Regions from separate parts of the Mus musculus genome. Here region 1 is linked to region 2. The links are chromatin loops, found by intact Hi-C in ENCODE. Cell type or tissue: heart. All regions are shown on one strand. Each heading gives the region's core, and the rest is flanking DNA. Links, peaks and the distances in the headings are about the cores only. Region 1 has its middle 100 kb from the start of Rfx3. Region 2 has its middle 20 kb from the start of C030016D13Rik.

What was found. Peaks named below come from ENCODE experiments on the same cell type or tissue, not always from the same donor. Only the 100,000 strongest peaks of a DNase experiment are listed, where the experiment ranks them.
Region 1: a loop joins it to region 2, with 5 times the contacts of the local background. A loop is called at or near these places in 4 of 42 quality-filtered maps.

Annotation. Positions count from the first base shown.
Region 1 is chr19:28,106,695-28,117,021 of GRCm38, reverse strand. No RefSeq gene overlaps it. Among named protein-coding and RNA genes, the nearest start is that of Rfx3, 100 kb to the right of the region's middle. In heart, for the core only: a CTCF peak has its summit at 5,553 (motif pointing right); no DNase peak of the experiment used is centred there.
Region 2 is chr19:27,445,165-27,455,491 of GRCm38, reverse strand. No RefSeq gene overlaps it. Among named protein-coding and RNA genes, the nearest start is that of C030016D13Rik, 20 kb to the right of the region's middle. In heart, for the core only: CTCF peaks have their summits at 4,840 (motif pointing left) and 7,836 (motif pointing left); no DNase peak of the experiment used is centred there; H3K27me3 peaks cover 351 bases.

The sequences.
Region 1 (10,327 bases), core at 1,473-9,472, 660 kb before region 2:
GCTGACAATTAAAAAACAGCATAAGCATCTTTCTAGCCACTCATCCTTACATCCACACTGTCTACTTGACACTATTTCCAGATTTTTGATAACTAAGGGCTGAAGGAATGGATGAGGTATCACTTAGTACAGGTCATAATTTTGAACATTCTTTACCCTTCACATATTTGCTGCTTTTGCATTTGTATAATATTCGCTCCATTGCGTGCATGCTTTAGATGGTCTCCTTGACCGATTTTTTTTTTGATAGCCTAGAAACTCGCAAGAGACAATGATGGAAGAAAAACGTTAATCTAATTTCGTTTCCAAAGAGCTCCACTTAGGGTGCCTGAATTTCCTGTGGCTTTGGAGACAGGCATTGAGGTAACCACCAAGGTGAGTGGGAGTTTCCTAGACCTGAGTCACCTTGGACTTTTTCCTTTGCTAGTTTCTTAACCTGTGCATAAATCTGAATTTGGATCAGGAGATAGACACATAACACCCATTCCCAAGAGAAACAAAGACATATAAAAATACACCAGGAAAACAATAGAACCGTAAAATGTATTATTAAATTAAATGCAAATGCCAAATGTGAAAAAATGGAAATAACCATCCATCCAACAGAGCAAGCTATCATAACCACATCCAAGCAATCACTACCCCCTTCTCCTCTTCAGTTTGTGACATGTGAAGCTGTTGTCCGCAGTTCTTCAGTTGCTCTGTTCTCTCTTATGAACATTTAGTTCTTGAGTTCCTTTGATCTGGGCCACCTCTCTTCCTGTATCCCTGAACATGTCCTTATCTGACAGCTCCAGTCCAGTAGTGGCTCTTCAGCTGGGAAAATGATGCTCTTCGTTGACTGTGCAGAGTCATCTGGGCACACGCAGAGATCTAAAGTGCTTCCTAAGATGGTAAACATCGCAAGCCAAGAACCAATCTGGATCGCAATATAAATAAGGATGGTGCTGATAAATTATTTTAGCGTAAAGATATCAGTTGAACTGAAGAAGTCTTATGTGCCAGGTCTCACCATGGCTGAGAGGAAATATTGAAGACCTCTCAGCATTTGCCCTGGTTCTGCACTCCCGAAGAAACACCTTGATTATTCATTTGGCTTTCAACTGATCCTGTTTTTACAAAACTATTCCCCAAAGTAAGTCTATAGTTGTTTCTTTGTTTTAATCACATCTTGGCCTGTTGACTAAGATCAAGAGGTCTTTTGCTTTCTAAACATTGATCCTTTTATCCTATGACCCGTCCAGCAGGTCCAGTTATTCGAGGATCTCGAGGGGACCTCCTCCTAATAACCAAATGGGGGGTAGAGAGAGACAAGGGTCTTGTACGAATAACGACACGGAAACCGTTCTGAAGTTGTATCAAGACCCCCATGTATTGAGAAAGGTCCAAGGTTTAAATGCACAAGCAAAGGGGGAAGTACAGATACTTATCAGTGGGAGGGGTAGGGCAATACAAGCAAAAGGAGAAGTACTTATGGGAGGGGGGGCAATAGAAATTCTTTCTTTTGGCAGCTACACGGGGAAGCAGGAACTTGGTGGTATCAGGGTGTGGTCAGGACATTGGTGATGACCTAGGGCTGGAACCTCCCGTGGTTCTCGGAATCCATGTGTCGGTGGCCCGCTTTTGACCCCCTTTTCTTCTCAGGGGGAGAGGCCCAATTCAGAGATCAGGACAATAGCATTGCCTTAATGGCTCCCAACAATCCTACTGACAATTTCCTTTGGAAGTAACCAGTAATGAAGTACAGAGAAATGTTATATAACAATGGTTATAACAACATCATTTGTAACCAATGAAATGTTTGTGTAACAAGCATCATATCTATAAAAATGTCTTAATAAAATACTTGAGAGATTCTTATATATGCTGTCATTAAATTATTTGATATGAAGCTGGCGAGATGGCTCAGTAGTTAAGAGTTCAGTGAGTGTTTCTCTCACAGAGGCCTGGAGTTTGGTTCTCATCACAATCGCCTATAACTGTAGTTTGAGCGGTATGTCACAGCTCTTGTCTCCAAGGGTACCCCATCCCACTCCACACACAATCAATACATGTACATTACAGCACAATACACATATTCAGAAGTAAAATTTTTAGGAATCATTTAACATGAACATGCTCATAATGTTAAATGAAAAAGATCTAGAACGTTAGTTTCTAAAACCCAAAATTTATAAACATGATGAGTATGCTATTAAATACTGTAAAGGCAGACTCTAGACTATTAGCAATGGCTGTACCAGAGGATAGCTTAAAATTTTTTTTTCCCAATTTTATGTTTTGTCTTCTATTTTATAAATTTTGCAATCTCTAAATTTTGCATGAGTATTTGATACTCTCTAAACCAAATGCTCCGCATAAATTTGCACTTCTTTATGTAGCATTTCATCAAACATAACTATTTTCTTATATATTTTCCACATCTGAAAAGTTAGTGTCTGTGAAGACACCACTAAGCTCCAAATTCAGGCTCTAAAGCATGAATCACAAGATCCCGAAGATGTGTGTGTCTTGGAAACATGATTTCAGTGAAAGTAAGAATGCCTCAATACAAGAATGTCACAGTATAGGGAACCGTAAGCATATTCATCCCAAAGTACGATCACAGATATTAAAAAAAAAAGATATGATTAAAAAAAGATATGATTAAAACTTGTCCTGAGGCTAAAGAGTTAATTTCCAAAAAAATGAGCAAATAACATAAATCGTGACATATCTATTCTCCCGCCCCTCCCCCACCTCTGAAAATATCCAGAATTTTGCTTTAAAAGCTATGCAGAAATGGCAACACCCCATACAGACAGAAGATCAAGGGAGGGAATGAAAGATGAAGCAGCAGATGAGATAACAGACAAGATAATTACAGAGCTTTAAAAGCCTGGGATTTATTTTTAAGATGTAAGAGCTCTATTTAGAAAAGCCCATAGCTAACTTTATGTGAATCTTGAATGAATTGTTCTAAAACATGTGGAGAGTAATGAAACGAAGGAGAGAAGGGAGCTTGCTTCCTTGGCTTCTCAGCATCTGTTCTGGTTGGCCATGTGTGTGAAGTAGCCCGAGGCTGCTGTGCCTTTGACAAGCAGAGCTGATTCCACTGACATGGGTAGCCCAGGACTTCCGGTCTTACAGCAAGCCCATCCCCTCTCTTAAGAGACTTTGGTGCGGCCCACACAGTCAGACTGCTGTCATTTCAGAAGAATTCCAATTTAATTTTCTGTTACTCCCTCACTGTGCTCCAAGCCACACAGGCCCATTTCTGGGAACTGAACTTTTGAGGTGGCCTGCTCTCAGACAGTATTTGTTCTTCCGTCTGTAATCTGGCCCCAGACACAGTTTTTCCACTGCCATCCTGGGGCTCCCAGCCACACCCTCATAGTTCTCTCTGTGCTGTATAGGATTAGATGGGGAAAGTCTTGCATGGCCTAGGGACAAGGTCTAGAAACTGTCGAGAGGCAGACATTTTGGCCTTTGTGGAATTCCATTGTCTGTATTTTCAGTGGTTCTAAATTTGGAGAGAGTAAGGGTAGACTCCTGTTGACTTCGGAAAATCCCCAAAAGCTGGCTTATCCAAGTTGTGTCAGATAGAATTCTCATAGAGCAACAATGAAAGAAGACACATTTCCAGGACTGTTGATCACGTGGAAAATAGAGGTTGTGGCTTAGGCCACAGAGCATAATCTCATCAGCAGAATTTGTAGGTAAGGTCTACTTGAAAGCAGGGTCCTGGAAAATGACGTCCAGCATTATCAGAAGAGATTACTGGTGGCTCTGGGATTAAATAGAGCATCCTGGCTTCTTGGATGAGAGAATCAACTAGCTTTTTTTATTTGAAAGTCATTTATGAAGGGCTTGGACTTGGCTCAGACTATTATGTTGAGACCGACAGACAGATTTTCCCATCAGAGCAGTAATTTAGAGTCAGTCTTCCCCTGTGTGAAGGTTTTGCTCTTAGTGCAACAACATGACTCTCCTCTGCCAGAGTGCTATGTTAGTTCATTATCCCTATGGCAGAGTTAGTAGACAGGATTAAATAAACCAAGGGAGACTAAGGGATTGCCCCTTATGAGCAAAACTAGAGAGGGAACTGAAAAAAAGATGAGCACTGTCTGCTAGTGTACCTGTCAAATGGAGACGAAAGGGAGGAAAACGTAAAGATTAAAAAGGAACAGTCCGGGTTTAGGGAAAGGTTCAGCAGCTAACAGCACTTACTGTGCAAGCGTGATGGCCTGAGTTCAAATCCCCAGCACTCACGGAGAAAGCTGAGTGTGGGGTTGGGTGCTAGGGCCTGGGAGGCAGGAGGCTCACAGGAGGGGCTTGCTGGCAGAGAGTCATTTTAGGTTCACCGAGCTATCTCAAGGGAATAAGGCAAGAGAGCAGGACACCTGATGTCTTCCTCTGAGCTCTGTGAATGTACCAGTGTTCACACATGCCACACCACACACATACACACAGACAACACATGTGCACACACACCATACACACACAGGCCACAACACACCACAGCATACAAACACTATACACACATACACACACACACACCCCACACCATACAAATACCACACATACACACACAGGCACATGCATGCGCATGCACACATACACATGTGTGTGCCACACGATGCCATACAAGCACCACATACACACCACACACACACCACATACACACCACACACACACCACATACACATGCATATGCACACACACATATATACCACACACACTCGCACATACAAATACATACACCACACACACAAGATATACTACATACATATACCATATAGCACACACACACACACACACACATACACACACACACACACACACACACACACACACACCCCACATGTATGCATGCATGCTGGCAAGCAACCGTACACTTACCCTCCACTAATTTTTTGAAAGTGACGTGGGAAGTCATACTATGAATTCTCCATCACTGGGTAAAGAACCTACCTTGCTTAGCATTACTGCCCTGAGAGATTTGGGATCCCCAGAGCTCACACATGTCAGTGTTCAGTCAATAGCTAGTTGGCACATGTGGAGCTAAATTCAAACATATGTTTTTGGTTTCAAAAACCTTGTTCTGGCTGCCAAAGGAAGAGAGGTTCTTAAATTTTTCTTTTAACCATCGTGAATTTATAATAGGGTGGTCTTATGAAGCAAAACATAATAAAACATATTTATCAGAAACACATTTACGTTTGCACCAGAAGAACAGGGTCATAGAATCTATCTACAAGTTTCATGGTGGATTATTCTAGGCATTTATCTCCCAAAGCCTTTGCATATTTCACATAAGCCTGTGTAATGTAATTTTTACAATGTGTTTCGTGAATAAATCACGTTTACTATCCCCAAGATCTTTTTTATCCAGGTGTGGAGGACATGAGATGATGCTTTTTTGTTATAAGCTGAGAATCTGAAGTGGCTTAGAGATGCAGGCTCATTAAACATCTGGATTTTAGCACACGAGGAAGGGCACATGGGGTTTGAATGTCCTCTGAATTAGACATGCCAGCTTTGGAGTCCAGTGCAGAGCAATTCTCCAGGCCACAAGAGGGTGCATGTGCAGAATCTTTGGCCCTCGGGGCTCTTGACCATCTTGTAATGGTGTTTGCTGTTCTTCCTCCTAAAGTTATCCTTTGAAGCCTACTGATGGAAGTACTTAAAGTGTAACTGGGTGGAACTTGCTGTTTCATATTCGCAGGAACGTTGTTGATCAAAACATCCTTTAATTTTTCATTGAAAATTAAAGGGGAAGGAGAGTAGTAGCCTTCCCAGGGAAGAACACACCAATTGGTTGTCCAGTGTCAAATGGTCAGCCCTGGAAACAAACATACAAGTAACATCACATGGACTTAACAGGCTGTATTTGGGAATATACATGTATATGCAAATATATATGAATGCAATAATGATTAGTGAAAAAAAGAGTCCATAAATTCGAAGGAGGGCGGGAGGGTATAAAGGGACAATGTAATTGAGTTGTAATCTTAGAAGTAAAATAAAATAATAAAATAAATATATCCTTTCCTTGAGGACATTTCTTACTAGTTTCAATTCTTGGAAGTACTTCACTGCTCCGGATGTCAACCTCAATTGTGAGCATGTTCTCTCTTTGCTTTGGGCAGTGAAAGGACAAAGGAGAGAACACACGAGTGGTCTTTGTTGTCTAGAACTCATCCTGCATGTTTACATCTTGAATTTACTACAAAAGGCTGTGTTTGTTTATTTCAGGATTTCAGGTTGCCCAGGTTGACCTTGCTCATGTTGCCCAGGCTGGACCTTGAACTCCCTATGTAACCCTTACCCTCTTGATCTTCCAACTTCCTCCTCCCAAGGTCTGAGGCCACAGGAGTGTGCCACCACACTTTGCCTGGATATGACTGTTGTTTTCAACATTTGTAACAATTACCTTTGGGTAAGTATGCGGTCTAAATTTAAAATGCAAATGTTCTGTAGGTATACAAAAATCCTAAAACATACCAGCTCATTCTAGAGCTCCAAGAAACTTTTTCTTTTTTCTTTTTTTCCTTTTCTTTTCTTATCTCTATGACTACACTCATTTGAATCATTCTCTTTTGTGTAGAAGGCAGGTGATCAAAGCAAAAATCATGTCAAATAACACGTTTTAGCTTCCTAAAAGTAAGACTAATGAGTTGGTCCTACCTGGTGTTATAGACATACAGATGTACCTTGTAAGACCATGCTCATATGTACATATTCATGTGTGTGTGTGTGTGTGTCTGTGTGTCTGTGTATAATGGACATTTTTGATCTACCAGAAGATAAAACAAACCAAAACAGATAGTGACACCTACCTAGTTCCCCTCTTGGGCGCTCTCTCCATCATTGACTGGTCTTCTAGGCTCCAGTTACATCGATAAGTTGATTCTCTCCAAAAGCCTCTTCTTGCCGCGCATGGCTGCTGACGCCAGTACCTGAACTCTCTCTTGTGTGACACAGGCTTTTACTTTTGACCTCTGACCCTTTTCCTCTTTGTCCTCCCTGGCTTGGCTTTTCTTCTTCTTCTTCTTGGGTTTTCTTCTGTTCGTCCCAGCTTTTGACACCAAGCAAGGTAGCGTCAGCCGTTCTTGTTGCTCGCTTTTGTTTATCCTTTGAGAGGCCATTACAGACTCACAAAGATAAAAATAACAATATGAAGGATGTATTGTGCAAGTCTTTTTTCAAAGCCTGCAAAGAACAGCAGAAAGAAATCAATTAGAATCGCCATGGTAACTACCAACAATTTTATATGCAAGAAGGAAATAAAATAAAAAGAAAAGAGACAAAGCTAAAAAAATACGTAAAATGATTCAAATACCAGGAATCCTTTACATAGTGAGTATTACAGAATGGAGTCTAATGGAAACAGATCTTACTGACATGGGATTGAAACACATCCTAACTATTTTCACATGGGCTAGGGACGGTGACATAAACTGCTATTGATGAACTTCAATGATGTAATTTTTCCTCTTAAGTGTTGTGAACAAACTTAGATAGATTGAGAGAATGAGTTCAATGTATAATGTGAAATTTCGAATAGTATTTTCCCAGGAGAACTTAGTATATGTGAAGACCATATGCTAAATCTGATAGTATGAGATAGAGAAGCAGAGAGGAACATCTTACAAAAATTACTGACGGGGATCAGAAGAGAACAAAAGATTTTCAGTCATGTGTTACCTGGGATTCTGTCCTCACACCCTAGAGCAAAGATACAAACTTATATCCTGCATCATTGCACTTGTGTTCTGTAACTCTGGTGGTGTGTACAGTCTTCCTGGGTCATGCAGATCTGCTTCCTAACACCATCCTGTCTGGAACCCATTCAAACTATTAAGTTAGAATATGTGAAAGTTTCACCTGGTCATGACTACTTGCTAAGGCCTTTCCCATGTTGGTACAGCAGCTGGCTCTGAGAACTGGCCCTGAATCTATCCCTTTGCTAACTTGTGCTGTCTTCCAACCTAGCCCAGCACCAGGAATTTTAGGACTTACCCACTAGAGTCCCTCTGCATGGCATCCTAAGTGATACTTTCTCTCTAGCTATCCCTGGAATTAGTGACTATTAGCTTACATGACAAAGGAGACATAAGGTTGCAAATGACATTAATGTTTCTAATCAGCTAACCTAAAAGCAGAGTTACTGAAATGAGCCCAATGGAGTTCACAGGGTCCTTCTAAGTAGATGAGAGAGGCAGGAGAAAGGGAGGCAGAAATATGACAGTGTGAGAAAGTTTAAGCCTGATGTTGCTGAAGGAAGGGGATCACAAGCCAAGACTGGGGCAGCTTCAAACTGCTGAACAAGGCAAAGAGTTTCTCCAAGAGATAAATGCTTCCTTCCAACACCTGGACTCTCTTCCACTGGGAGCTACTTCATACTTCAGACCTATAGAACTGTAAGACAATCCATTTGTATTTTTGAAGCAACTAAAGCAACACAGACTTTGTGGTGAGGGCTGATAGCAGTGAGAAGAAATTGACACATCTTGTTTCCATAAATTTTTAAGAAAGAGAAAAAGAAGAAGATGAAGAAGAGGAAGAGGAAGGGGAGGAAGAGGAGGAGGAAGAAAAGAGAGTGAGAAAGAAAGAAAGAAAGAAAGAAAGAAAGAAAGAAAGAAAGAAAGAAAGGGAGAGAGAGGGAGGGAGAGAGAGAGAGAGAAAGAAAGAAAGAAAGAAAGAAAGAAAGAAAGAAAGAAAGAAAGGAAGGAAGGGAGGGAAAGAGAGGGAGGAAGAGAGGGAGGGAAAGAGAGAAAGAAAGAAAGAAAGAAAGAAAGAAAGAAAGAAAGAAAGGGAGAGAGAGGGAGGAAGAGAGGGAGGGAGAGAGAGAGAAAGAAAGAAAGGAAGGAAGGAAGGAAGGAAGAAAGAGAAAGAAAGAAAGAAAGAAAGAAAGAAAGAAAGAAAGAAAGAAAGAGAGAGAGAGAGAAAGAAATGAAGGAAGAAAGGAAGGAAAGAAAGAAAATATCCTGGGCCTTACGTAAGCCAAAACTTCCCCGTTCAACATCAACATCAATGAGGCTGCTTCCAGGCTGCTAGTGTGAGCTGATCCTTTGCATGCCAACAAAGATGCTGCTCCCCTCTGCAGTGCTGCCTAGACATCCCAGCTTTTGTGGATCTCTGAGAAACATCATCAGTTCCTGCCTACACCAAAACTTTCCTATTGGCTTTCGGTCCTTGTCACACTTAGGTTTTGCTGTGGAGTTCTGGTTTGTGTTTTTTGTTGTTGTTTTGCTTTGCTTTTATTTTTCTTACTCGGGTTTGGATAATCCTCTTTTCTGATTTGAATAATTAGCTTGCCTGATGATACGTCTTCATTAAAGGGTGAAAGCCTACTTGTTCCAAGACAGGGTTTCTGTGTCACCTGTCCCCTCTAAGTGCCAGGCAGCCTCATCTGACAATTTCCCCCAAAGCCCTTTCCAGCATTGCACTCCTGAAGACCCAACTTCCATGATGTCTGACTCGCTCCCCTCTTTCTAAATGTGAGCTCCAAAGCTGCTTCTTTGGCACATTTCTCCCCAGAGGAGTAAAAAGCGCACAGAAATCCATACCCAATATAACACCTTGGTATACATCTTCTATATCACTACTGCCTGAAATTGACAGGGACTTCCAATCTGTGTGAAGAAGCCATGGTTTATTTTTATTTTTTAAAAGATCTTTTGGATATTAAAGCAAGGTCTGTGTGCCTGACATCCTGGATGAGCTGGAGCGTTAATATGAGGAGTGTCTTACCATCACTGAAGACACTCTTCAGAAAATGACTCACTTCATCATCACAGGCTGACAGGACTCTTACTGGACCTGGGCATCCATGGCATCCCTATCTGAGCGGCTATCCAGCATCTGAAAGAAGACACATTGGATGTTAATTGGTAATGGTGTTCAGGAATTAATCTTTAAATATCCCTTTTCTGAGGCATTTTGTTTTTCTCTAGAGAGAAGGTGTTGTCAGGTATTCTTGAGGTGATTGCATGATCAAGCATGGTGGTGCTGCTCCCCTGGAAACCAAGCCCACCCAGTGGTGGAAGCTTGTGTGTGAAAACACCCTGATCTGCATGTCAATATCCAGTACCTGAGAGCCCTTGGGGAGAGTCTTGGTAAGGGAGAGAACAAATTTATAAAAGAGATTAGCTGCATGCAAATAGTAAAAGCTCAAATGAAGAGCTGGATCACAGTTTGGGAGCTGGGAATTTTGTTGTAGGTAGAAACAGCACTAGGGTTCTAATAGAGTATGTAAGCTTTATCTTAATAAAACTGATAATTAAAACAACAGCAGCAACACTGGGTGTTTGCTCCCACTTTAGAATTAGTGTCCCCAGGA
Region 2 (10,327 bases), core at 1,102-9,101:
TATGTTAGTTTTCATTTATTACAAGAAGAATCTTTCCTGATGAGAGTTGCGAGATGTACTGATGTATATATCTATAAGTCATTAGGATGCCTTTTGTTACTACGTCCGTTTAACAGCGTAATAGTGTTGGGTTTGCCCCTAGGCTCTAGCTGCAGGTCCTTGTCTACTCTAGCAGTGCTAACTATGGGATCTAGGGAGCCATGGAATCTGTTCAGAAAGTGGTTGGTTACTCCCATAACGTTCATACCACTATTGGACCAGTGGGTGTATCCTGTCAAGGAAGCCACTGTTGTAAGCTGCAGGGTTTACAGTTTACAGAAGAGACGCATGATTTCGCTTCTCTTCTGGCCATATGCATGGCACTCTCTAGTGCCAGGAAAGCAAGACAACAGAGATGAAGCTTCTGTGTGAGGATCAGCTTGGTTTTGCCATATTCTATGACTCAGCAATATGGTCTTATAGTCAAATTCAGGAAGGTAGCCAAGTATCAGCAATAGCTAATAATGTTTGAGGAACATTATTATGGGGCTCCATTTTGCAACATTTTTACAGTAGTTCATTAACATAAATTATAATTAAAGTTGTATCACTTGGCCTGAAAGGATAGCTTGTGTTTAAGACATCCCATCCTTGACTTTTAAGATATTGTTTGAGAAGGTAGCATGCTTAATCTCCAAACTTGTATATTCATCACAATTTCCCCCATGGATGCTGAAGCTGTAATTTGAAGCCTAGCATTTTTAGAGGCTAGCAGAGGGTAGGGCAGACTCCTGTAAAATCCACCTCAGTTTCCCAATGCCAAGTTCTGTCAGTATTCTTAAGTAAAGGCAGCAGCCATATATTTAGGACTTATAAAATGCTACTAGCTGTCTGGCCCATGTTTAAATATACTGGGAAAGATGTGGGCTTTATTGGTAGTTTAATGTAGTGCCAGATATAAGGACTTGATAGAAAACTGAGAGGTAAAAGCAGGTGTTTGAGGCCACTGTTATGTAATGAAAAGCAGATAAACAGTACAGAAGAAGTGTTAGAAAGAGCAAGGGAGTTCCCCAGGGCTGTCAGCAAAGGGGCTGACATAGTGTAGCCAGGACAAAGGACACTACCAGTTTACATCATCTTGTTTAAATTAACACAAATGTAAAGTTTGTTTGAACAACTCATTGGGCTTGTTTGTAAATGAGATACCAAGACATTAAGGATAGTTATTCTCTATTCTCCTTTCCACCCTATTAAATATGTATATTGTAAAAAAGCCTTATTCTTGAAGAAAATTCAAGCTTTTTAAAATTCAAATCTTCTGAGACTGGAAGAAGGGAATAAGAATTACATAAGCAGCCTGTTTCTATAAAGTAGATTTTTATGAAAAGACGCCCAACAAACAATTAGTCAGAGAAGGGGAAGAAAAGAAGGCTCTGTAGCTTTATATTTTCATTTCTTCAGAAGCCAAGAGCAATGTGCAGCCAGGGCTCTCCCGGAGAGCAAGATGGGCCAACGTGCTCTGCCGCAGCAGACCAAGGTCCACTCTGAAGTGGTAGATGTGAGGACAGTGGTATTTGTGGAAGGATGGAGAAGTGGATCCATGGTTCAAAATGGCACACCCCAGCATAGGTTCACACATCAGTGCCCACTTAGTGCATAGCTGAGGATATGTGCAAAGGCACAGGGAAGATCAGTCTTTTAAAATAGGCCGTGTTTAACAGAGGATTCTGCAGTTTAAAAAGTGGAGTAGGGGCAAGAAGGAAAAGGGCAGAGTAAAGGAAGGGGAAAAAGGGAGGACAGATTTTTGATTTCTGCTTTGAACATGAACAATGAACAAAAATTAATTCTAGAGGCTTAAATATTTATGTATAAAAAGCAAAACACATCTTTTAGAAGACAGCACTAATAAAACACAGAGAGCACAAATAAAGGAATACATGTACACACACACATGTGCACATACACATGGAGAGGGGAGTAAAAAGAGGGGCATAGGGAAAAGGGCAGAGGAAGAGAGAAAGGATGATGTAGAGGGGGAAGAGAGGGAGAGATTAACAAAGCTACCCTGAGCATGTACCTCCCTTCACTGACCAGACTGTACATTGGTTCAACTATAAAAGGTGGACAAAATCAAATGTTGGAAACATGCCACAGTAAGAGCTCAGTGAATTGTTGTTGGGGCATTAGTGTATGTATGTAATTGAAGAATAGCATATCTTTATCTAGCACTTCAGCTATGTTTCCTGAATCTAGCAATCTTGCCTCTAGATATATTCTCCTTAGAGAATGTCAGCATAAACATATCAGAAGACAAGCAGAAGAATCAACTGAACAACACACTCATTATAGGGAAAAAAAAAAAACCCAGGAAAATTAAGGTCTGAAATAAAATTGATAAATGGATTGTGGAAATTTTACTTAATAACATTCCATGCAGGAAAAAAAATCAATAAAAAGTAGCTGTAAAGAACAACGTGGGTGCTTTTAAAATGTTTGACATAAGGTAGAGACAAAATTATTCCTTATGATTTCATTTTTATAAAGATGTATGTTATAAAGCAAACAGCTGGCCTGGAGTTGGGGCTGGAGCTGGAGCTGGGGCTCAGTGGTCCAGCATTTGTTTAGTGGCCAGAGTTTCACACTCTGACTAGCAAAGGCTAAGGTGTTCTCCTGGGGATGATGCACATTTATGTGTAGAAGAAAAGAAAGGGGGAGAGCTGAGCATAGTGGCGCACGCCTTTAATCCCAGCACTTGGGAGGCAGAGGCAGGCAGGTTTCTGAGTTTGAGGACAGCCTGGTCTACAAAGGGAGTTGCAGGACAGCCAGGGCTACACAGAGAAACCCTGTCTCGAAAAACAAAACAGAAAGAAAGAAAGAAAGAAAGAAAGGAAGGAAGGAAGGAAGGAAGGAAGGAAGAAAGAAAAGAAAAGAAAAGAAAAGAAAAGAAAAGAAAAGAAAAGAAAAGAAAAGAAAAGAAAAGAAAAGAAAAGAAAAGAAAAGAAAAGAAAAGAGGAAACACTAAGTGTAAACTGGAGCAATGGGAGCTGTAGACACATGGAGACACTGGAGGCTCAGAGAACATTGCCCTTCTTGCTGTGGACACTAGTTTCCCAGGTCGCTTCACACAGTCTTTTAAACTACAGTAAAATGTAGATGTATAAGCCCAGGTGTGGTGACTTATGAGTATAAACTCAGCACTCAGAAAGATGAGGCAGGAAGATTTTTGCTACTAGCCCAAGTCTAGTCCATCACACAGTGTGTTCTAGTCCCTAAGCTACAGTGTGAGACAGTCCTCTCATCTCAGACACACACACACACACACACACACTATATATGTATATATAGTGTGTGTGTGTGTATATGTATACATATATATATAATATTATGTATAATATTTTCCAAATAAAAATTAAAAGGTTAAAAAACCCCTAGACATTATAAACATAAAAGACCAAAAATCCATGACATACCCGAGGCAACTTGAAAAATGACCTCTTTATTCTCCAAGCAATTTTGCACAGTACTTTTGAACAGGTTGGTTCCTGTTTCTGTTAGTAGACTGAAAGATTTGTCATTCTCGGATGCTTGTGGGCAGCAGTGGCAGATCAGCGACTATGCATGCAAAGAGTGCTGGATTTCACAGAAAATACTCAGCTTCTCTCAACTCTTCCATATTCTGTGTGAAGATGCATGAAGATGCTCAGGACAACGTTGTTCAAAACAACCCCACCCTGGGAAAGGTGTCCGTCAGGGTAAAGTTGATATTGTACTATGTTATGGCTTTGGTTAGCCACAAAATAGAAGCTACATGTAACAATCTGTTTTAATCTATTCTCATACCCAGATGTTGAACAGAACAGGACAGATAGAAAACGTCTTAATGTTGCGGGGCCCATTGCTTAAAAAACTAAATATATGTTTAAAAAAAAAAAACTATTGTGTTGGGAGATTCATACTTATAGCTCAAAAATCTGGGGGATGGGGGCAGAAAATGATAGGGTTCCAATGGGAACAAGTCAATATCCTCCAGAGTAACTGAAATAGACACTGTAGGATCCTTAGTAAGCAGTGTATTGGTCTCTGGAGTCATTAAGTTTCTCAAAAATGAAGGAACTTTTACAAGCACACAGTAACCCTTTGCTTTCGCTTTTCCTTTTTATATATGCTATGTCAGCCTTACAAGAAGTAAATTAATATCAGGATAAGTAATAGCTCATTAAACCAAATAATTTTAGATTTACAGCCATGCCTCTTATGTATCTGTTTAAATCCATATCCAGACTTAGATCAATTTCACAATATACTCTTATGTATACACAATATACTTCCTATATGCATCCCTCATCCTTATCATATTTTCTATACTTCTTCCAGTGATGCAGTTTGTATCTACTTTAAAACTACTGTGTTTGAACCAGAGTACAGCTTTGCTCCTTGTCTACCTGGCCCTGAGGGGCTGTCACCTTTTACATTATAGATGCTAAACCTCTCTGTTCAGGGTACTCTAAAGATGCCCACACTGGTACCCCAGTTCTCCTTAACCCATTTAATGCAAACAAATCCAAATGCCAGTGTGAGTCTGAAGACTGGCTGGTTGTAGGAAGGATAGGTAGGTATCTTAAAAGCAGGTAAGACACGAATGACCTGGGCCTGTTATTTTTAAGATGCTCACACTTGCCTAGCTTGTGTTAGGGCTGCATCTCTCCATGCTTGCGGGAGCATGCCTTCTGTGAGGTCCTAGGATAGCTTTCCAATCAATGATGGATGGTGTTGCTATGTGAGACCAATCCAGTAAGCTGCAGATGATAGAAAATGCAGTTACTCTGCTGGGCTTGTCCCTGTGGTTGCTTGCTAGTGCCCCCTGCTGGCATTGGTGTCCAGGCTAACACTTTTCAGGAGTGTTGCCAGCGATTGTTGTGTGATTCTCCCACACATGTGTCCCAGTGAAGCCGTACCTTAACCGTGCAGACCTCAGGGCATGAAAATAAAATGATTAGCATATGTACCCTGTGCATAATAATAAACTAGACACTTTAGTAAAATAAAATGGCTTTTAAAGGACTTGTATTTGTGCTAAGGAAAGTGAATTGTTATATCAAACCCCATGTAACTGACCCATGGTGCTTTTATGTTCACAGTATCAATGAAAGGCAATAGTTAAAACGATTGTAAACGTGAAATTCAAGAGTTGCCAGCACCCCTATTCCAGTCCAATCTGTTAATTCCTTTATCCAGTATTAACTGAACATTTACTACATACCGGAGCCTATGACAGGCAATGACTGTCCCCAGTGATACTGGGGCGACACAGACAATAGTAAGGTAAGTACTCAAATTTAGGATGAGATTAAGAGCCCTGAATAAGATAAAGCGGGGTAGGAGATGGCGAGTTGGGAGCGCCTGGACGTTAAGGAGATGTTTTAAGTAGAATGATGTAGGGATTCAAAGGACTTTTCTGTTTCTCTAACTACTGGAATGAACTGGCTTTTGGCAACTAGAGCATCCTTCCTGGGATTTGGGTGACATTAACTTTGACTTTGGGTGAAGCAATGAAGGGGAAAGCAAAGAAGACCCAGGAAGCAGCTTGGCTAGTGTATTGTTTTCTCAAATAACTTAAGGAAGGAAGATGGGAAGGAGGGAAGAAGAAATGAATAAAAAGCTGCTCAGGATTTGAGGGTGTAGCCCATCACGCAGGAAAGCCATGGTGGCAGGGGTTTGAGGGAGCTGGTTGCATGTGATCCACAGTCCGGAGGCACGGGAAGATGAGTATTTGACTCATTTTCTGTTTCATTACCTATGTCGAGGACTCCACCCCACCAAATGATGCCATCCACATATAGAGTAGGTCTTCCAATATTAACCTGTTTTAGAAAAAAAAAATCCCAGAATTGGGAACAAAACACCCATGGAAGGAGTTACAGAGACAAAGTTTGGAGCTGAGACAAAAGGATGAACCATCTAGAGACTGCCATATCCAGGGATCCATCCCATTATCAGCCTCCAAACGTTGACACCATTGCATACACTAGCAAGATTTTGCTGAAAGGACCCTGATATAGCTGTCTCTTGTGAAACTATGCTGGGGCCTAGCAAACACAGAAGTGGATGCTCACAGTCAGCTAGTGGATGGATCACAGGGCCCCCAATGGAGGAGCTAGAGAAAGTACCCAAGGAGCTAAAGGGAACTGCAACCCTATATGTGGAACAACATTATGAACTAACCAGTACCCCGGAGCTCTTAACTCTAGCTGCATATGTATCAAAAGATGGCCTAGTCAGCCATCACTGGAAAGAGAGGCCCATTGGTCATGCAAAGTTTATATGCCCCAGTACAGGGTAACACCAGGGCCAAAAAGTGGGAGTGGGTGGGTGGGGGAGTGGGGGGAGGGTAGGGGAGTGGGAGGGAGGGTATGGGGGACTTTTGGGATAGCATTGGAAATGTAAATGAGGAAAATACCTAATAAAAATATTTTTAAAAAAAGAAGAAAAAGAAAAAAAAATCCAGCACACATGCCAGAGGTTGCCCTTCAAGGTGATTCTAGATCTCGTCAATCAATATTAACCACACAGCTAACAAAGAAGATAGGAGAGACTCTAAGATAAGATGGATGTCCTAGTGCCTTGGAGACATCGCAAGAAGTAGGAGAGGGGAGATGGGACTGTCAGGAAGATGGCCAAGGGCAGGGCACTGCAGGAAGAAGATGTGCCAGATCCCTGAGCCCAACTCATCCCCACTGCGCCAGATCCCTGAACCCAACTCAAGGAAGTTCCTGCACTCAGGCGACAAAATCTATGTTAGGCAGATGAAATTAGAAGAGAAGCCACTCCAATAGCTCCGCTGGTGTTGACTAATGAGTCCAACAACCCTCAGAGCCAGCACAGGTTCCGAGGGCTCCAGCCTGACACGGAGTCACCCAGCTCTGTCCACTCATGGACAGAAACTAGAATAGAGGTGTGGGCGACGGGAGTGAAGTGTTGGCACAGCTCACCCTTTGCCTTCTTAGAATAAAATCTAAATAGTTTGATGCTGCCCAGGCTGAAGCACCCCTACTGTGTGTGAGTGGTAGAGCCCCAGCTGCCAGAGAGAAAACTGCCCCGGCTGGCTGTCAGCTTTTGTGCTGAAGTTGTTCCGTAAGGACCCATCGACAGGCATCCTCAGCCACTATAAATCATTTTCAAAGTGTTGAAGGCTAAGGATTGCTAAGCTAGGGTCTCTCACTAGTCACAGGCTCCATGGGCACACCGAACAAAGAAATCTAGAGAGAGTGTGTGGAGGGAAAAGACAAGCATATTTTCATTGACGTCTTACTAAGACGAAGCAGCTTATCTAATATGATAATGGGTGACAAACATCCCAGGACAGTTGTAAATATCTTGAAGTATCATTTTTGCCCACATCTGTTCCACAATCGCAGTGGGTACGAAGAGGCCTGCCCCATTAAAGTGCATCAGTAAAGACATGAGTGATATGTTACCACATCACACACTCCCTTAAATATTCACATTTCAGCAAGATTGGTTGCCTTTTGTAATCCAGAGAGTACTGTTGTATATATTTGATGGCACCATGCTGATGAGTTCAGAGGCATAATGGATTGCCAGGGGTCTAAGAATCCCTGTGTTCGACTCTGTTGCGAACTTGTTTGGGGAGAGCAGATCTTTCATAGCCATCCTGTGCGGGTCAGCCTGAAGATTTGCCCAGGAAGAGTCAGAACACCACCAGCCCCCACCTCTAGAGCTCTAGGCATCTGCCTTTAAAAGAGATGTAGATAAAAACCGACTCTTCCCGATAATCCAGAGGGGTGGTCGATTCTGGCCTTCCATACCATCAGACATTTCTAGGCACATACTGCCATCTGGTGACCAGTTCCCTCTGCCATTTCTGTCTGTCCTGTAATTGGGAATATTCATGGCAAATCTCGGGGGCTCAGGGCTCTTCTCCAGTTTGTCTATTGTCTCAGTCCCATTAATTCTCAACCCTCACAGACTGTGTTTGACAATGCCCATGGAGCGCTCTGCAGAAATACACTTTGGTCTTGGAAATACACGTGTTTAGTAGGGGGCAGTGACCTGCAGTATTCAAATCCCAGTTTTCCCTCAGTTTCACTACTAATGGTAGTCCCTCTTCCCACAGAAGACAGGATCTTATGTAACCCAGAATGACTTGAAACTCCTTCTGTCTGCCTGCCTCTGTCCACTTTCTAGGTGCCAGGCTTGTAGGGGTGTACCATGACACTCAACTCTCAAAAGGTCACATTTTTCTGTGTTCATGTCTGGGTAAATTTTAAAACAGGGTGTACAAAGAGATGGTGGTGCTCCAGGGAGCACACAGTTTGACAGATGGAGGCTTCAAGTGATGTTAACGGTCCTAGAGTCTCAGGTTCCTAGCATCCTGACCAGGATACTCTCCCACCCTTGGTCAACTTGCCCTCCGCTCAGACACCGTGGTGCTAGATCCTCAGGCACCTCCATGCCCCACCTTTTACCCACTTTCAGACCTCCACTGCTCCCTGACAGGCTCCAAGATACCACTCTCCTTTCCCCCTTCCAGTTTTGAAAGGGTTTCATCCCCTTCTTCCACCCCCATCAGTTTCTTCTCTATGTGGCATCCAGAATGTGGTCCAGTTTAAAATACAAGCCTATCCATAGCTCTCTTGGGCTCACTACCCCTCAGAGCAAAAGAAGTCTTCACACTACAAAACACTATCATCTGCCTTTCAAGTGAGTCTCTAAGCCTCCTACACTGATGCACCAACAAGGGGGTCTTCCTGTTACCCTTCAAGCTAGTGCTGTGTGTCCATGTCTCAGGGCGTTTGCACCTGTTGCTCTTCTCTACCCCAAACAACAAACACCACCAAGGTTCATTCTCTTAGTTCTTCCCAGGCCCAGGACGGGACTTCAATCTGCCCCTTCCTGATTTGATTTTCTCTGTATTGTTGTATGAATTCTACTAATTTTTTGTTATCTCCCTCCCACTGCTAAAGCAATCTCCATGGGAATGTGGACAGTTGTCTCCCAGTTAGTGTCAAATCCCCAGTGTCTAAAGAAGTGCTAGGCACAGGACAGAAGATGTCTACAAGTTGTAAGACTCCCATGACTTTACATCTAGACACTACCCTGCACCTGCCAGTGGGCCTGCAGTAAGATTGGCCCCTTCCTGGGTGCTCCAGGATCCAAGATCCAGGAGAATCCTGGGGAGTTGAAGAAGTAACAGTATACAAAATGGCAATATATGGTTTTGTGAAGTTTGGCTTGGGGTTGCTTTCAATTAGGTCTTGCTATATAGCTTTGGCTGGCATGGAATTTTATATGTAGACCAGGCTGGCAAAGGAGTCCATGTATAGACAAGACTGGACTAGGATTTCACATGTAGACCAGCCTGTCCTGTAGCTTGCTGCAATTTCCCTGTTGTTTGGCTTCTGGAATCCCAGGGTTACAGGTAGGCATTGTCAAGCCCAGTCTTTCATATTTGCACTTTAGTTTCTCCATGGGGGTTTTATAACAATTATTTTTCAAAGGGTTTTAAATGATAGTAGACACATCATAATGGTAGATATTTATGGCATTCCAGACAACATTTAAATGAATGGGTGTAGTGTGTAATGATCAGACAAGGGTAGTTGGCATATCCATCACAACAAATATGTATTTTCTTTCTGTGGGAACTATTCAAGAACATCTCTGCCGGGCATTTTATTTTTTTTAATTTAATTTTATTTTAGGTTTTTTACTTATTCACTTTACATCCTGTTCAATGCCCCACTCCCAGTTACCCCCTCCCACAACCCTTCCTCCACTTCCCTAACCGTTCTCCTCTGAGCAAGTGGAGGCCCCTCTAGATATCCCTCCCACTGTGGCACTTCAAGTTTCTGTGAGGCTAGGTGCTTCCTCTCCCACTAAGGGGAGACAAGGCAGCCCAGCTAGAAGAACCTATCCCACGCACAGGCAACAGTGTTTGGAATAGCACCCGTTTCAGTTCTTCGGAACCCACATGAAGACTAAGCTGCACATCTGCTACATATGAACAGAGTAGCCTAGGTCCACCCCGTGTATGCTCTTCAGTTGGTGATTCAGACTCGGAGAGTCCCAAGGGGCCAGCTTAGTTGACTCTGTTTTTCTTCCTGTGGAGTTCATATCCCCTTCAGAGTCCACAGTCCTTCCTCCTACTCTTCCATAAGAGTCCCCAAGCTTCATCCACTGTTTGACTGTGGATGTCTGGGTCTGTCTGAGTCAGTTGCTGGGTGGAGCCTCTCAGAGGACAACGTGCTCCTGTCTGCATCTGCTAGGTATTTCAAATACACAACTGTTAACAGAACTCATCCTGCTGGTTTAGACCATAAGAAGTCGA